Linked DNA regions of Homo sapiens: region 2 is linked to region 1. The links are chromatin loops, found by intact Hi-C in ENCODE. Cell type or tissue: GM12878. All regions are shown on one strand.

Region 1 (8,000 bases):
ACTCTCAGGCTCAGAGAAGTTAAGTAATTAACTCCAAATCAAACAAAGGGTAAGTGATAAAGCTGGGATGCCAACCCATGCCTGTTTGGCTCCATATCTCACAGTCTCCCTCCACGATACAACAGTGTTTTCCAAAGCAATGATAGGGGAGAAACTCTGAGCACAGACTCCTGGGGTAGGGCTCCTTCTACCCTTTTCTTGCAAATTATTGATGCTTTATGACATTGTAAGCAAATACCATCATCAACTGCACATCTTCCCATGTCATTATATTTAACCAAAACAAGGACGCCTTTCTCTCATTACTCTTCTACCACCTTCCCATGTTCCTCACAACCCGTGAGTCAGGGTCGGCTCAGCTCTATGCACTTTAACTATGAGAGACAGGAGCCCGCCTCCCCTCCTGAGGTGCTGTAGCTGGAAATTGCTTGTGCAACCCGATGACAACTTTTCTATATTTAGCAGAAAAAGTGGTGGCAAGGATCTGTCCAGCTCAATTTTTTTTACAGTTTCAATGTTCGAAATCTCTCAGACAATCTCCTGAAAGGCACATTGGCCTTGACAGTATCTGAGCGGAAGGAAATTTTCCCCATCTCACAGGGCTGTCCACTGGAAGCCGGGACGTGGAGATCCACTGTAGAGCAGAGACTTGACATGCCAAACGCTCCTCCCACACCTTGCTCTACACCCCACGAAACGGGGAGACACTGGTCCCGTTGAAGCTTCGATGGCTTTTAAGTGTTATTCTAAGAAGGGAAAATAAGCATGAAAGATTCAAGGGGGAAATGGACTATCTCTTAATTGTTTATGCCTTTAATTGACATGTATGGCACTTGGTTTTTATTTCTTTTCAATGTGGCATGCAAAAAAAAAAAAAAAAAAAATACAAAAACCTGCTTATGGTTTAAAGAACAAAGATAAACTTGCCTGATTGAAACGGGGAGGAGGGGGGTGGTGAAAAAACTGCAGCAGGTATTTCAAGTGCTTACTATGACAAAATCATTGTCACAGAGACTGCCCATCACTGATACTTAAAGTGACTAATTAGAGAAGGAGGCACGGTTTCGCTGTTCTCAAGCCAGACTAACGCAGATATAGTATATTGCCCGTGACTCTGACCCTCATCCCCGTTGGTCAGCCAGAGAGAATTATCTACTAATGAAAAGCATAAAAATTAAGAAGAGCTAAGAAAAGGGGAAAGTAGAGACCATTAAAGTAAAATGGGAATCTTTAAGACAGTAAAATAGTGCCAACTGTATCACAAAAAGGGAAGGTGCAGGGAAAAAAAATTATTTCCACTGAAAACTTACTTATAGCCCTCTGCTTTTTAACATGCAAGATGTATCAGTCGTTGGTTGTCAAGGGAAAAAAGCCCACTACAAAAGAATTCCTATTAGCTTTAGAAATAGCAGTTTTAAGGAGTAGTTTTTTCATAACTTCATCCAGTCCCCAACCTCATTTTGGGTGAAATCTTATTCGGAGGAAAAGCACTTGGTTTAGCTATGTCCTGTCTCATTTTCACAAAACCTCTTCTAATGAGATGAGTTTTAGTGTTTCTGTGTCTATTAAGGTAAGAGGTGAAGAAATAGAAAATCCACTTTTTGTAACTTTGCACTTCTTGGGACTAATGCTTCCAGTACTGGGTTCTAGATGTTAATTAACAGGCCATTATTAAGAAAAAAAGCTTTTATACCATTTGACAAAAAAAAAAAAAAAAGAAAAGAAAATACAGTTAAATAAGGACAAGAAAAAAATCACCTATAACCCCATCACCTTAAGCTATCCACTGTTAACAAGCCTTAAAAAGAAAACAAAATTATTTGGCACACACCTTGTAGAACCCCACCAGGACTGTCGTAATTCAGGCCTTCTCTCATTTTTTATTTTGTGACAGTTTCTGGCAATTTTCTACAGATAGATGGGTTGATATCTTTACTCGTGCCCTAGAAGAGAGAGGATCTTTTTAACATTAAATGTCTCAATCTCCTCACTGGAAATTTTCTTTACTTAAGATGAACCAAAAGGTACCTAATTCTTCTTTATATTACTGTTTCTACAAATGTCAAGAAAGTCCTTTCTGATTTTCTGTGTCATAGCATGAACCCCACCCTTTATAGACACAAGAGCTAACACTGCATCGTTTTCACCTAAGACCTAAAACTTTAAAGGCAAAGATTCTCTTTCTCCAATAATTTTAGACAGCCTTCTGGTATGTCATCTTGGCCACCTTTTAAGTTGAAAGAAATAAGAATAGTTAAAAGAACTTTAGAAAAAAAAGAAAGAAAAAAAGAAAGAAAAGGACTAGGGATGGAGAAACTACTGATAAATGAATAGGCAAAGAGATCAGTAAAGTGCTGAAAGAAAACCCCAAAACATAATCTCGCATATGTAAAAAGAATCTTGCATATGTGTCAATAGAATACATATATAAGCTGTGGGGAAAAAGTAATAAATTGTGCATGATGATTTTTAGCTTATCAGAGAAAAATAAATTTTTTTCACGCCGTATAACAAATCCTAGATAAATTCAAGAAATATTTTTGAAAAATTAATTAAATAACGAGAATGTATTTCTGCATATTTATCTAGATACAGGCAGATTTTCTCTACTTTACAGTAATAGAAGAAATTACAGAATACAAAGTTCAATACATTGAAATATAGAGAAAAATAAAATTTTTGTATGTCAAAAAAGATCATAAACAATCAGCAAAAAGGACAAAAAGCAAACTGATAAGAAGATGTATTTTTTCAAATATTAAGGCACAAAATAAATAACCTTAATATATAATGTGTTTCATTAGTCTGTAAACAATTTTCAGCCTTACCAGTAAATACAAAGTATCAGAGGCCTAACAAGATAGCATGATTTTTAAATGACATTAATCAATTCAGTCAGTTTCAGAAAGACATTAATATACTGTGAATATAAATTGATACAGCTTTCTTGGCGATAGGTACTAAAGTCTTGAAAATGATGATACTCTTTGATTTGGTAATCCTACTTCCAGTAGATTATTCTAAGGAAATAATTTAAAAAGTAAAGATTAATGCACACAAAAACCATGTTTATTTAATACTATTTATAATGGCTAAAATTCTAAACACTCTGAATGTCCTTTATTAGGAAAATTATTAATAAATTATAATATAGTCATATGATGGCAAATTATACTGCCATTAAAATAATATTTAAAGAATTAATAAACACATGAGAAAATATTTTTGATTGAATAAAAAGTAGTATGTGAAATTCTGTGCACAGAATGATTTTAGTTGTGAAGATTTTTAAAAGCATACGAAAAAATAGAGAAAATACTGGCAAGAACCCTCCCTGGATGGTAGTGGTGGTTGCATTTGGCTAATAAGATAATATGATGCGGTGATATTTTGTAGGCTTCTTTTAACTTCTTTCTAAGTTTCAAATTTTCTACCAGGTATATATGTATTATTTTTAGAACCTTTTAAAAAATAAGAAAAATCAAACTACAAAAACAAAAAAGAGCCAATGGTAGGCATCCTTTTCCTTCAGAAATCTATGTCTTGTACTGGTTAGTAGGGATAATCAGATACTTCTAAGCCAAGAGTGGTACTATTACCTACTTTTATTCAAGTTCACTCCAGAGGGCAGATTGCTAGATGATTTTGGGGGGCGGGGATTCGCTATTAAAAGTAATTGCAAAAACCACAATTACTTTTGCATCAACCTAATACTTTCTCTTCTTGCCCTTTCTCAGGTTTTAGTTTCCTCTTCTCTTTTATTCCTTCCTCCCACATTTGATGCAAGTAAAAGCCAGGGGAATGTAAGCATCACATCCCTACCTCTTTCTAGGAATAGAAAGATGGGATTGTTTTCACCTGTCTTCCAAGCCTGGGTGGACAGACAGTAGATGAAGAACATCGGTTTCTTGTTCAGGAAAGGGAAGAAGTGGTTTCTGTGGGACATGGGTGAGCTTCTTTAGCTCTCATTCTTGTAGAACTAAGGTTTCTAGATACACACAGAACATTCTTCCTCAAGGAGTTCATTTGAGAATCACACAGAGAGACTATTTAACCTGAAGAGAGCTTTCGGCATTTTAAAAATGGCAAGTCTTACAGACTCCATAACCACTACCACTGCTACCACCACAACCACAGAGAGAGCCAGATCTGAAAATACAGGAACTGATCTGAAAATATAGGAACTGAAAATTCAGTCAGTCAAATTTGGAGTTGATTTGGGCAGAGGATAGGAGATGAACAGGCTGAGGATGTTTCTCCAGCCAAGACAAGAGTGCAGCATTTTTTTTAGTTGAAATTAAAAAGAAAATGCAGAGTGTACTTTGTCCCACTCATTTACCCTAACGATCTTCAGCGTGTCTCTGTTTCTAAGGAAGTGGAGGGCCCAAGTCTCTGATTCATTTCCGGAATGCCACATAGCACCCTTGGATGAAAGCTCCTCTATCCAAGACGACTTTGGAAACGCCTTTTAAAGTGTTCTTTCCCTTTACATCTTGGAGTTCCATTTTGATGGCAGAAAGTATATTTTAATCAATAGAGTCAAATGCAGTTAACATCTGAGTACACAGATTTTGAATATGTCTGGCAAGAAACACCTTAATAAAGATGACAACTTGACAACCTCCTACAATTTATTACATAATTAATTGTGGCTATTTTTTAAATATCTAGAACCCAGGAACCAGGAAACTCCAGCTTTTAAAATCAAATTATCTTTGCATTTAGTTCTCCCCCTTTCTCCCTTCTCCACATCAAAAAAATCTAATTTATTCCAAAACACAGAATTCAGCAATACACTACCATCACCCTAAGGTTTAACATTCTTCCTACTAAGAATAAGTTAAAACAGCACATTATCCTCAAATTTGGAGGTTAGGAAGAGAAATATATGGGAAGATATAACAGCTATCCTTAAATTGCAATTTGAGGGCCACCGTCATTTGCATTCTGCTTGCCCTGAGGCGGCACATCGATGTGCAGAGTCATGGTGGCGGCAGCCTGGCCTGGGTGACAGAAACCATTAAAGGGAAGCAGAGGGGCAGGCCGTGCTCCGTGGGTTTCATTAGCTTACTTCTTGTGTAGGAGGCAAAAGGTATCTGCAGGGCTCTGGGCTTGCTAACCAAACCGTTAATCGCTTAGAAACAGCAAGAAGTTCACTAGTGAGATGTTTATCACATACCTGGAACACGAGTTGACTTTCTGTGAGACATCATTCTGGAATGAAAGCCAAAATCTCTCTGCTATTCAGTTGAGGCTGAAAAAACAATCACATCAGAATTAGTAAGGCAAAAGACAAAGAGAGAGAAATGAAAACAAGCCAGTATTCAATGGGGCTAGGGGGAAAATTACCTGGGCTTCAGGAATTACAGGAGAGTTGGGGTTTTGAGAAGGTAAAAAAGTGGGCCAGGTGCGGTGGCTCAAGCTTGTAATCCCAGCACTTTGGAACGCCAAGGCAGGTGGATCACGAGCTCAAGAGATTGAGACCAGCCTGGCCAACATGGTGAAACCCTGTCTCTACTAAAAACACAAAAATTAGCCGGGCGTGGTGGCGGGCGCCTGTAGTCCCAGCTACTCCAGAGGCTGAGGCAGGAGAATCGCTTGAACCCGGGAGGGGGAGGTTGCAGTGAGCCGAGATTGTGTCTCAGTGCTCCAGCCTGGCAACAGAGCGAGACTCTGGCTCAAAAAAAAGAAAAAAAAAAAAAAAGTGGTAGCACTGCTTCTCTCAGAAAGACAAATGTCTGGAATACACAAGTGGCACTGAATGTCTCAGGTCACTGAGAGAGGCTGGACAGAGGACTGTGGGAAAGTGCAAGTACTAGGTGACTTTAAAGGACATCCCAAAAGTCCAGGTTGAAGTGATTTTTAATGAGAATGTGCATGCTGTGTATCTTTTTTACGTATTCTAAAAGTAATAGACAATTACAATTATTTTAAAACTCCATCATTACAGAAAAACATAATATTAAAAAGACCCCACCCAGAGATTATCACTGTGAAAAGCTGGGGGTATTCTTCATATTTCTAAAGAATATACTAACATATATTTTAGTCTGTACATGTATATTTAATTCTTTGCTTCAACAAGCCGTTGAAAAGGATACTCAGTTTGTAACTTCACAGCCATGTGAAGAAGAAAAGAATATTTAGGGATCATTGGTACATAATACCTTGCATCTCTCTGCAGCATATGAAATTGAGTTTCAACCCTATTTAAAGAAGGATTTCCCTGGTAAAAATACCTTTATATACATTTCTCAGGTTGGAGGAAGATAAAAGAAACTACATATGATATTTGGGCTGGGCAGTTTATTTTCATCATGGTTCCTTTTAATTACTCAGCAATTTCAGGCAATCATCCACTTTCACACCATAGTTTTCCCTTGTATACAATGGGAAGAGGGATAGAAAATCTGAACTTGGGGACTTGGTCTCTGAGCACTGCTACCAACTACACCTGCCTTTTGGCAAATACCCAACTCTTCTCAGCTGAGGTCACACATTCTGCCAGCTCTCAGGAACCAGGAGGCTCAATTACCTGTATTTTCAAAGACCTCTGAACTCTCTTAGGAAGGGGGCTATTTAAGTTCAGCGTCACATTATCCAGTTCCTGAAGCATTCATTTTATAGAGATAGGGAAGAAAAGTTCAGAGATTGAGCTGTGCTCCAAAGGAAGTTTGGAAAAACGTTTTCTATATATTATAAGTTAAAGAAATGCTTTGTGGTTTGAGAAAAATCACACTATGCTTCCACACAAATAATATACATCTCAGAAATAAAATGCTTAAATTAAATATTAATTTAAGATCATCAGAATTCGAACTGGCACACGTTCACCTTCTCCTTCCTTTACTGCAAGGTGCTCTGTGGTTATCTGCTACCAACACAAACCTGTGAAAAGTGCAGCATTGCTGCTGTCACTTTATAGGTGCTGCTGTGGCATGACCTGGTCTGCATATTCTCAGATCTCAGAGCCAGCACCAGATTGTGATGAAGTTTCCACAAAAATGAGGGCAATCCATTGTAAAGCTGCCAACTTTATTTAAGAAATAAAGAAGAGAGTGTCCTTCCTACTTTTGGGGTATTGAAATGTTGCTTTCTTTTATGAATTAATGGTAATTGAAGATGGTAGCTGTGGGGTTTTTTTAAACACCCTTTTTTGATCAAATTTAAACTTGGCAACAGTATATTGATCTTCTCACAATTTCCCAATTTCCTTTTCTTTTCTTTTCTTTTTGGATTTTACTGGCCTGCAAAATCCAGTCTCTGGAAAATATCAGTCTATGGCTAATTCTGTCCATATGGTAATAGAGAGAATGCAGATAATCACCATTTTTAGCTCAAAGTAGCAAATCCCTCCCCTCCCAAAACTTGTGCCTCAGCTAATGATAAGTAGGACACCCGATGCGTGTGAGTTGTATTTCTCCCTCCACCCTCTAATAGGAGTCCTAAAATTAAGCCACAGAAGGTCAGAAAAGAATGAAGCAAGGGGAAAAATAATAATAAATAAATAAACCAGCTGGTTAATGGACTCAGTGTCGATGAACAATGAATAAAAGTATGCCCTATCATTATTTGGAATATACTAAAAAATTATTCATTGTGTATTTGAAATTCAAATTTAACTGGGAACCCTGCATTTTCTCGGGCCAACCTACACCTAAGTCTATCTGACCCTTTAGAAAATACATAGGTAGTGAGGCCGGGCGCAGTGGCTCATGCATGTAATCCCAGCACTTTGGGAGGCCGAGGCGGGCAGATCACGAGGTCAGGAGATCGAGACCATCCTGGCTAACACGGTGAAACCCCCGTCTCTACTAAAAATAGAAAAAAATTACCTGGGTGTAGTGGCAGGTTCCTGTAGTCCCAGCTACTTGGGAGGCTGAGGCAGGAGAATGGCGTGAATCCGGGAGGTGGAGCTTGCAGTGAGCCAGGATGCGCCACTGCACTCCAGCCTGGACAACAGAGTGAGACTCCGTCTAAAAAAAAAAAAAATAGGTAGT
Region 2 (8,000 bases), 270 kb before region 1:
AGGTCGAAGCTTGGGAGCCAGTGTCCTTGCAGTCTGAATATTTGGGGTGGAGAGAGGTAACTCTGTTATGCTCACCGCTGGGACCACAGCAAGAATTCCTTTGCCACCATTTCTCTAGTCAGGCGGAGCTGTCCAGGGTTCAGGTGGCTTTCCAGGACATGCTTCAACTTGCCTGGAGATGGGTGGTGTGAGCAGATCCCTGGGTGTCTCTCTCTGGAGGTAATAATGACAAAGAGGTTTAGCCACTGAGGGAGAAATGCATCCCCAGGTCTGAGGGGATATCCCTTTTCTTCAAACAATCCCTGGGTTGTTTGTCTACAGTAGAACTCTCTTTAATAAAAAAAAAAAATGAAATGAAATAAAAATAAAGTAAAAGAACGCCCATCTTCAGTATACCAAGCAGCATGCAGGGCATAATCGCCTCAATTCTTGGTATCTGGCACAATGTTCAGTTGGCAGAACCACGCTTTCTGTGGGGGTAATAAGCTTAATATTTAGCCTGCATTACTGGGGCAGTGGTGAAGGGAGGGGGACAAAATGGGAGAGAGACCACTGTAGAAATGGATATTGAATTCCAAGTATTATTGTTGGAATCTCTGGAGAAAATGGCTCCTGAACATACAGGATTTTCAGTACAGTTTAAAAAAGGAATGACTCTTCTGGTTTTTCCATTTACTGTAGCTTCCCAAAGCTTATTTTTAGTAGCACTAATAGTGCCGCCTACCCCTGTACTCATTTTCTACAGATTTGAAAATTTGGTATTATCCTGTCTCTCCAGAGGTGCCTTCTATTTCTAAAACATTAGTACCATGGAGGGGGGAAAATAGGGCATTTTCTGAGAGAAAGGAGCCTTGGATATTTGCATTCCATTTTGATTAGTATTTTTTGTTTCTCTCAGTTCATTCAGAATCAAGGGAAAACATATTTAAATGGATATAATGTGATGCCAAGTGCCTCTGGACACCAAAAGCGCCCCCTCCACACACACCCTACGGTCAGCTCAGGCATGAAGGTGCATGTCCCCTCAAGGCCAGGCTAATGGTGGCCCTGACTCAGAGGCAGGCCTCACCAGCATGGATCAACTATAAACTAAACTGCAGAAGGCACTCATGCCCTGGGTGAGCTATGGGCAGAGAAAAACTCAGGAGCCCCAGACACATGTGGTCAGTGTGTATCTGGGTGGAGGCGGGACGTTCCGAGCATTGGAGCTGACCCCATGCACAGCCTCACAGGCTGGAACCAGGCGTCTTTGAGTGGAAGAAGTCAAGGGAGTCCCATTAGAGAAGGACCCTCTGTGTTCACTGTGCACCTGGGAGCAAGGTTTCTCACAACAGACTCTGCTGCTGAAAAATTAGTGTTTGAGTTCTAACTGGAGTTACAGACCTTGGTGACTTTGCATAGCCCTCTTGACAAGCGGGGCAGCCTTGCCAAATGACACATGGGAAGTGGAGGGTGTGCAGCAAATGCTATTTGTACGTGTTGGCTCTGGGAGTGGCAGAGTATTTCTGAGAAAAAAAACGCTAAATGTGGGCATCCTCAGCCCAGGGCTCCTCCTTTTATCAAGAGATGGCTTTGTGACAACATGGGTGCCTGAGTCCTAACAGGCACATTACAGGTGAAGTTTTGAGAAAGTATTGCTGTGTTAAATTTCCACATATGGCCTCTTCTAGCACGAATAATTCACAAATGAAGAGCCTAAAATGTTACATCTGGAAGTGACTTGAGATATCTTCTAATCTAGCTTGTTATGTAATCAAGAGCACGGAGCCCAGAGAGGGAATGTCAAGGTCAAGGTCACCCAGCTGGTGTCTGGTCTGAGTGGATGGCCCCTGACTCCTGACTCCTCTTACATTGCTCTTTCCACTGACTTTTGAAAGTGACAGATGGAATGGCCACCAGGACATGAGAGACATTTAGAGAGACATCTATTCCATGAATCCCCAATGACTGCCCCTTGCCTTTATCTTGCCTCCAAGCCTCTTCTTCCATACTCTTCTGTGCCGTGTAGCCCTGAACAAGCTGCTTCACCTCTCTGTACCTTGTTTACCTCATGTATGAAAGGCAGATGATGTTGATGATGATGGTGGTGATGATGATAATGTTGGTGGGGGGCTGAGGATGATGATGATACCTCCCTCCCAAAGTGATTATGTGTCAGAACGAGCCTCAGAGTCAGAAAATCGGGTTCAAACCCTGGTGCTCCCTCCTTCTAGCTGCTTGGAGCATTTTGAGTCACACACTCACTCTGAGCCTCAGTTTCCTTGGTTTTAAAATAGAGGAAATAATTCCTAACTCATAAAGTTGTTATGAGGATTAATTGACAAACTATAGATGTACAGCTCTTAGCTCAAATGCTCAATATATAGCCCCTGGTATTACTACAATTGCCAATAATAATAATGAGTTTGAAAAATGCAGGTACAAGTTTTTTTATAATCTGAATGTACAATAAAAATCTTAGTTATTATTAACCACCGTGGCCGTAGTATCCATCCCAAGCTATCAGTAAGATTTCTGCATAGCTAGCCCCTGGATTGGCCAGGGCTGGGTACTAGATTGGCTTCCTAAAATTCCTTAAATCACTTGTTTGCCTCTGATACAGTCTGGCTATTTCTGACACGGCCAAAGAGACCACAGAGGGCATTAAGCTGCAGAAGAGAAACTACAAACAATATCTGAGAGAGGGAGAGATTTCCTAGAATGGCTGCGACCACCTCCCTGCCAGTTTGATTTCCTGTGCAGCTGTGTGTGTTGAAAAGATTGATGTGGGCACGACCTTTAGACCCTGTTTGAAAATTACACATACAAATGGTACTTTAATGGTACATGTGGTAGTTGGGGGGTTGTGTTAATTACATTTGAATAGAGAGATGGTGATAATTCACTAGCTCAGCCCCTGGTAGTTAATTTTGTTACATCTAGGGGAAAATTCTGTTGGGGTCTATGAGTAGCTGTGGTGCAATTAGGCAGCAAGAAGGTTTTTGTCGGTACAGTTGCTATTGATTAGTATTTACTTTAAAAAGAGTAAAAGCTATTCCCTCGCGCCAGGGCTGCCTAATCTGTCAGAAGAAGAGGCTACATGTTTCACAGACGCATAGCAGGCTTGTTCATATATTATGAAGCCCCCGAAAAGAGAGTCCAGTATAAAAATCTTCCCAACTGGTTTTAATGATGCTCAAGTAAAAGGGATATACCACAGACAAGATCTCATTAAAAGAGAGAAGTCTTTTTGTAGATTTGCTGATTTATTTATGAAACACCTCTGAAATATTTATAAATGCTTTCCTGATATTTATCTGAAAATACATTTTAGGGCTTCTTTGGTAGAAGAGAGGGGGAGAATAAAGGATGATGAGGGTGGAAGAACAAGGTGAATTCAGCACCATTTCTTTCAGTAGCAAGGAAAGGGATATCCTAGGGTATAGGAACATGTCACTAGGGGGTGCCCCAAGAACCAGGCCGGCTCTAACCTGCTCAGCACAGGTGACCCTACTTGCTTGGATCTCTTAAACAGAAGCAATGGCAATCACAAGTGCTCTGTTTAATTTTCCTGACAGAACCGGGGCAGATACAGACGCTCTTGAGGGCTTTATCACTTCCTTCACTTTTAGAGCTATTTATTAATTGAAATAATAGTTATGCTACCCCTTGCCTCAGACCTACTTTCATCTGTTTAGCAACTGCTTTCTATGAAACACAAAAGAGCTCAGCAATGACACTCGTGTCTTAATTAACCATTGAATACCTTATAGAGCAGCTGTCACAACTCTTGTCACTTGAAAGGAAGCACAGTGGTCCCTGTTTAAAAAGAAAAAAAAATACACAGAAAAAAAAGTTGATCTAATGAGCTGTCTTTGACATTTCTTAAGAATTGCATATTTTATCATCATGCTTTGCACTCATATAACGATGCAAATTAAGGAACCTCTGGCTGCTCTGGAGAAAAAACAGTGAATTTACATTTCTCCCAACTGTTCAGAAGGAGACATTGGTTGCCCAGTGGCTAAGGGAAATGGTCAAGATCAGAGATGATAACAGGGCTAAGACTGCATATCAATTAAAAGAAGAAGAGGGGTTGATGTCAGTTTATGTAACTAAAATATTTCCAAGCCTCCCCAGCCCATGGTATGAATGAGTCTCATTAACATTAAAGACGAGCGCCCCCAGAGCCTCAAGCCCTCACCCGTTTGTTCAGGTAATGCAGTCCTTCATGCAGCTCATCCCAACCTCACATTTTTTGAGTTCCCAAAGAGGTAGACATGTTTTATATGTGTTTTGGAATTAATCTGGGCTTCCACTCACCATTGGATGCTGCCTGCTATTCTGAGCTGTATCAATGTCTTCAACATTGGCCTTGACCACCCCAAACCACACCACCCCTATTTTTCTTTATTGTTTCTTCTCATGGTTATGAGAAGGCCCCAGCCACCAGCCTTCTTCCGTCGTTCATTACCGTGACAGGATAGCAGCCCGTGTTGAAGTGAGGAAAACGTTTTCTGTCTCTGTGCTCATTTAGATGGGTAGTTTGAATAGAGTAGTTTGAGCCCCAAAGTGTCTTAGAATTTGGTGAGAGAGTTGTTTCAGTTCACATGTATAGCTCTTTCTACCTAAGGTGTGCACAGCCCCTGGAAGAGAGGGTAAAATGAGTTCAAACACCAGCCACCATACTGAAGGAGAACATTTCACCCATTTCAGCATCTCCCCATTTACTTGCTGACTTGTGGCTGAGTCTGTTGGCCCTGCCAGATTCTCTCACAGTGACCCTTCTTTTCCATCCCTGTCTCCTGACTTCTGCCTGCAGTCTCCTCTTCAAGCCATCATACTTGTCTATGCATGTTTGAATCTTGATTGTTGCTACAGTTCAAGTTCACCTCCCCAACTAGGAGGCTCCTTAGCCCCCATGCAAATAACCATTGAGGGAAAAGACTCTCTCCTTACTCCAACACCATGTATCTGAAGCTCAGCTCTCTTCCAGCCAGGACGCTCATATCATAAAGAAAAACGTTATTAAGAGAGAAGTCCTTCAGTAAAACCCAGGATATATCTTAAGGAGGATAGATGTTCAAATGGCATAATAATTGGCTTATTTCAAATATATTACGATAGTTATATGTTATTTGAACCACTACAAAGGACACCGATACCTACTAACTGCTCTGCAAATTCCTCAAGGGCAAAACAAATGCTGTTCCTGACACTGAGCACTCAGTATGAATGACAGAGAAATCATAGCAACCTGAGGATTGTTATTATTGATGTTTCATTTTTGTAAAGCAAACAAGATACTTTATACGTCGTATATGAATGCAAAATGTACCCCCACAAACTTATCAAATCAATGAAGCAACAAAGCATTATATAAGAGGTTTGCTGTGGAAGTTTTAACATGTTAGAAGATATTATATTCATTGTTACCCCCATTTAAATCACTATGTGAACTTGTAGAGACCGACCTCCGATTTTGCATAATTTTAAATTCATGGTCCCTGGGAAGGTAATCACCCCTTTAATAACTGTTGTGTTTCTCTTTATTCCAAATAAGGTGTGCACTCATCTGTGAATTTATGTTGGGCTAGCACGGTGTAAAATTGCCACTTTGCATTGCATACTACTTGGAGAAAGGTAGAATATAATAGCTTCACCAGCTGAATTTCAAAATAAAGCAGAGCCTTGAACATTGGTACCCTATCGTGTGCTTTGGGCTACAGAGACTGAGGAGGCCTGATGCAAACTGGACAGAATTAGGACTCTGAGGATGACTGACTCACAGGGGAAAGGATGGTTCCGGAAGACATTTTATATAAAGCTGCTTGCCAAATCGGCCAATAGGGCCCATAAACGCGTCCAACAGTAGAAACAACAGATCCTGCTGGTCTCTGCCAAGGGTACCTCTGGGAAGACAGACAGTGTTACTTGATTTACTCTGAAGCTGCAATGAGAAGAGTCTAGAGCCCAGTTTTGCAGGCTTCATGTGCCATTAGCCTCTCTCCTCACCTACATCATCCCCTCCTCAGGAGTCTACATTGTCTTCTCCTGGAACCTTCCAAAACAACTAATATAAATTTCAAGCCTGTGGTTGGTGCTTGATGAATGCCAGTTGACTTGACCACTGGAGTGCCACCTCTGAGCTAATAGACTCAGCCAGAAAGGTCAAGATAGTGTCCCATATACAGAGAGGAAGACCAGAATTCATCCCCTGAATAAAAAGCTTCGGATTAGCCTACTTTCTCTCCAAAGCACTCTGTTTTTCAACTTTATTTATTGTGTCTGGCAGATATCCTCAATTAGGAGCTAATAAACGTGAGCATTTATAAATCTTCCTTTCAGCGGAGTACGCCCCTAGATTCAGAGCATTCCGTGGGCAGCTGTAGAAGAGGAGAAAAGCGTTCTGCCCAGTGAAGGGCTAGAGTCAGCTCGTGAGAGCTGATTGTGTGCCTCTTTCCCTAACTCTGAATTCAGTGACCTCGTTCAACCACGGTGGGAGTATTTTTAACACAGAAATCAGCAGAGAGTAGAAACCAAGGGTTTTCCTCTCAGAGAGTGATTTTAAAGCATTGACCAGCATTGTCTTCTGCCTCACTGTACCTCACCTTACCACTCTCTTCTTGAAAAAGATCCAAATCATCTTTCAGCTATGTAGACATGACTCTAAAACAACACAAGATAGAGTCTGATTCACAGCAGAGGCAAGCCGTGCTGCTTCTCTAGGCCTGGATTCTAAATGCAGAACAGTGAACCTGCAAGCAGCATTCTTAGGGCTGAGCCATTCTCACGTGTAAATGGAGAGTTCCTTTCTTTTTTCAAACCCATTTTTGCAGGATGGAGGGTCCTGTCTTCATCTCAGATGAATCAGTGGGAAGCTGATCCACAGCCCACAAATCCCTTTTACTAAGAAGGATCACCTGGTAAGCTTTGGGTTACTCTCTGTTTTTTAAAAAAAAAAAATCATAAAATTGAAATAGTTCAACATAGATTTGAATCTAAAGAGCCTTCACTGCAGAGTTTATCTGGTGACCATATGACACTACAAGGACAGCTTTTAAAAAGCCAAATATCAATGGCTGAAGAATGGAATTGAAGTAGAAAATCGAGTTAGAACTGTATTAAAACAAGTCATATTATTCAGCTTTATCTATAATATTGTCTAATTCATATTTCAGTAGTAGCATAGAAAATGAATCTGATTCACTATGGTTAATTAGCCTCCGGGTTCCCAAGGTGTGAGCTGAGGCACCCTGGACATTGCAGTGGCCTCAAAGGGGTGCCAGGAAATATTTTAAATAGTTGAGGAAAATACAGCAATTCTTGACATCTGTCAGGCACCGTGTGAACTACTAGCTCAAGGTAGTTCACAGTTTCACTACTGGAATGCATAACTTTCTTTCAGTGATGTCATACCTTTGAGAAGCTAAGTTCTTGTCAGTTGCTGTATTATAAAACAGGACCATGTGAAAATCAGTGTGGAGCAGGAAACAAGGGTGAGGGCATCCAACCTGATGCCAGAGTTTGAGAAGTTGCGTAGTGCCCAACAGGCTCATGCATCTCACTATTAAGCACTTACGATTATTTAACAGTGAATGGGACTCATTTTTCTTTTAGTTTATGTGTATTCTTTTTTTCAGAAATCAAGTTGTTAGGACATAAATACTTGTTAAGTTATTTGGGTGTAATTTACAAATAAACAGAACTGTTAGATATTTCTTTCAGCTGAGATGGGCTGTAAAAATGGACAGAACCATTAGGAACATCATGAATCGCCGGGCGTGGTGGCTCACACCTGTAATCCCAACACTTTGGGAGGCCGAGGTGGGCAGATCACCTGAGGTCAGGAGTTCGAGACTGGCCTGGCCAGCATGGCGAAACCCCATCTCTACTAAAAGTACAAAAATTAGCTGGGTGTGGTGGCTGGTGTTTTTAATCCCAGCTACTCAGGAGGTTGAGGCAGGAGAATTGCTTGAACCCAGGAGGGAGTGGTTGCAGTGAGCTGAGATCGCACCACT

What was found. A loop is a pair of places that touch in the nucleus more often than their neighbours do. Peaks named below come from ENCODE experiments on the same cell type or tissue, not always from the same donor. Only the 100,000 strongest peaks of a DNase experiment are listed, where the experiment ranks them.
Region 2: a loop joins it to region 1, with 2.7 times the contacts of the local background. A loop is called at or near these places in 1 of 110 quality-filtered maps.

Annotation. Positions count from the first base shown.
Region 1 is chr15:60,632,104-60,640,103 of GRCh38, reverse strand. The region is part of intron 2 of RORA (RAR related orphan receptor A); the gene reads left to right. LOC105370846 (a long non-coding RNA gene) reads right to left here and starts at 7,953. Exons shown (of 5, transcript XR_007064663.1): 1 at 7,836-7,953; 2 at 5,180-5,254; 3 at 1,832-1,943. RefSeq lists enhancers at 5,176-5,225, 4,441-5,254. In GM12878, no CTCF peak of the experiment used is centred here; DNase peaks (open chromatin) are centred at 4,143 and 5,080; H3K27ac peaks cover 1,476 bases.
Region 2 is chr15:60,901,227-60,909,226 of GRCh38, reverse strand. The region is part of intron 1 of RORA (RAR related orphan receptor A); the gene reads left to right. Among named protein-coding and RNA genes, the nearest start is that of RORA-AS4, 140 kb to the right of the region's middle. RefSeq lists enhancers at 1-988, 1,495-1,996. In GM12878, a CTCF peak has its summit at 3,437 (motif pointing right); DNase peaks (open chromatin) are centred at 6,623 and 7,406; H3K27ac peaks cover 1,771 bases.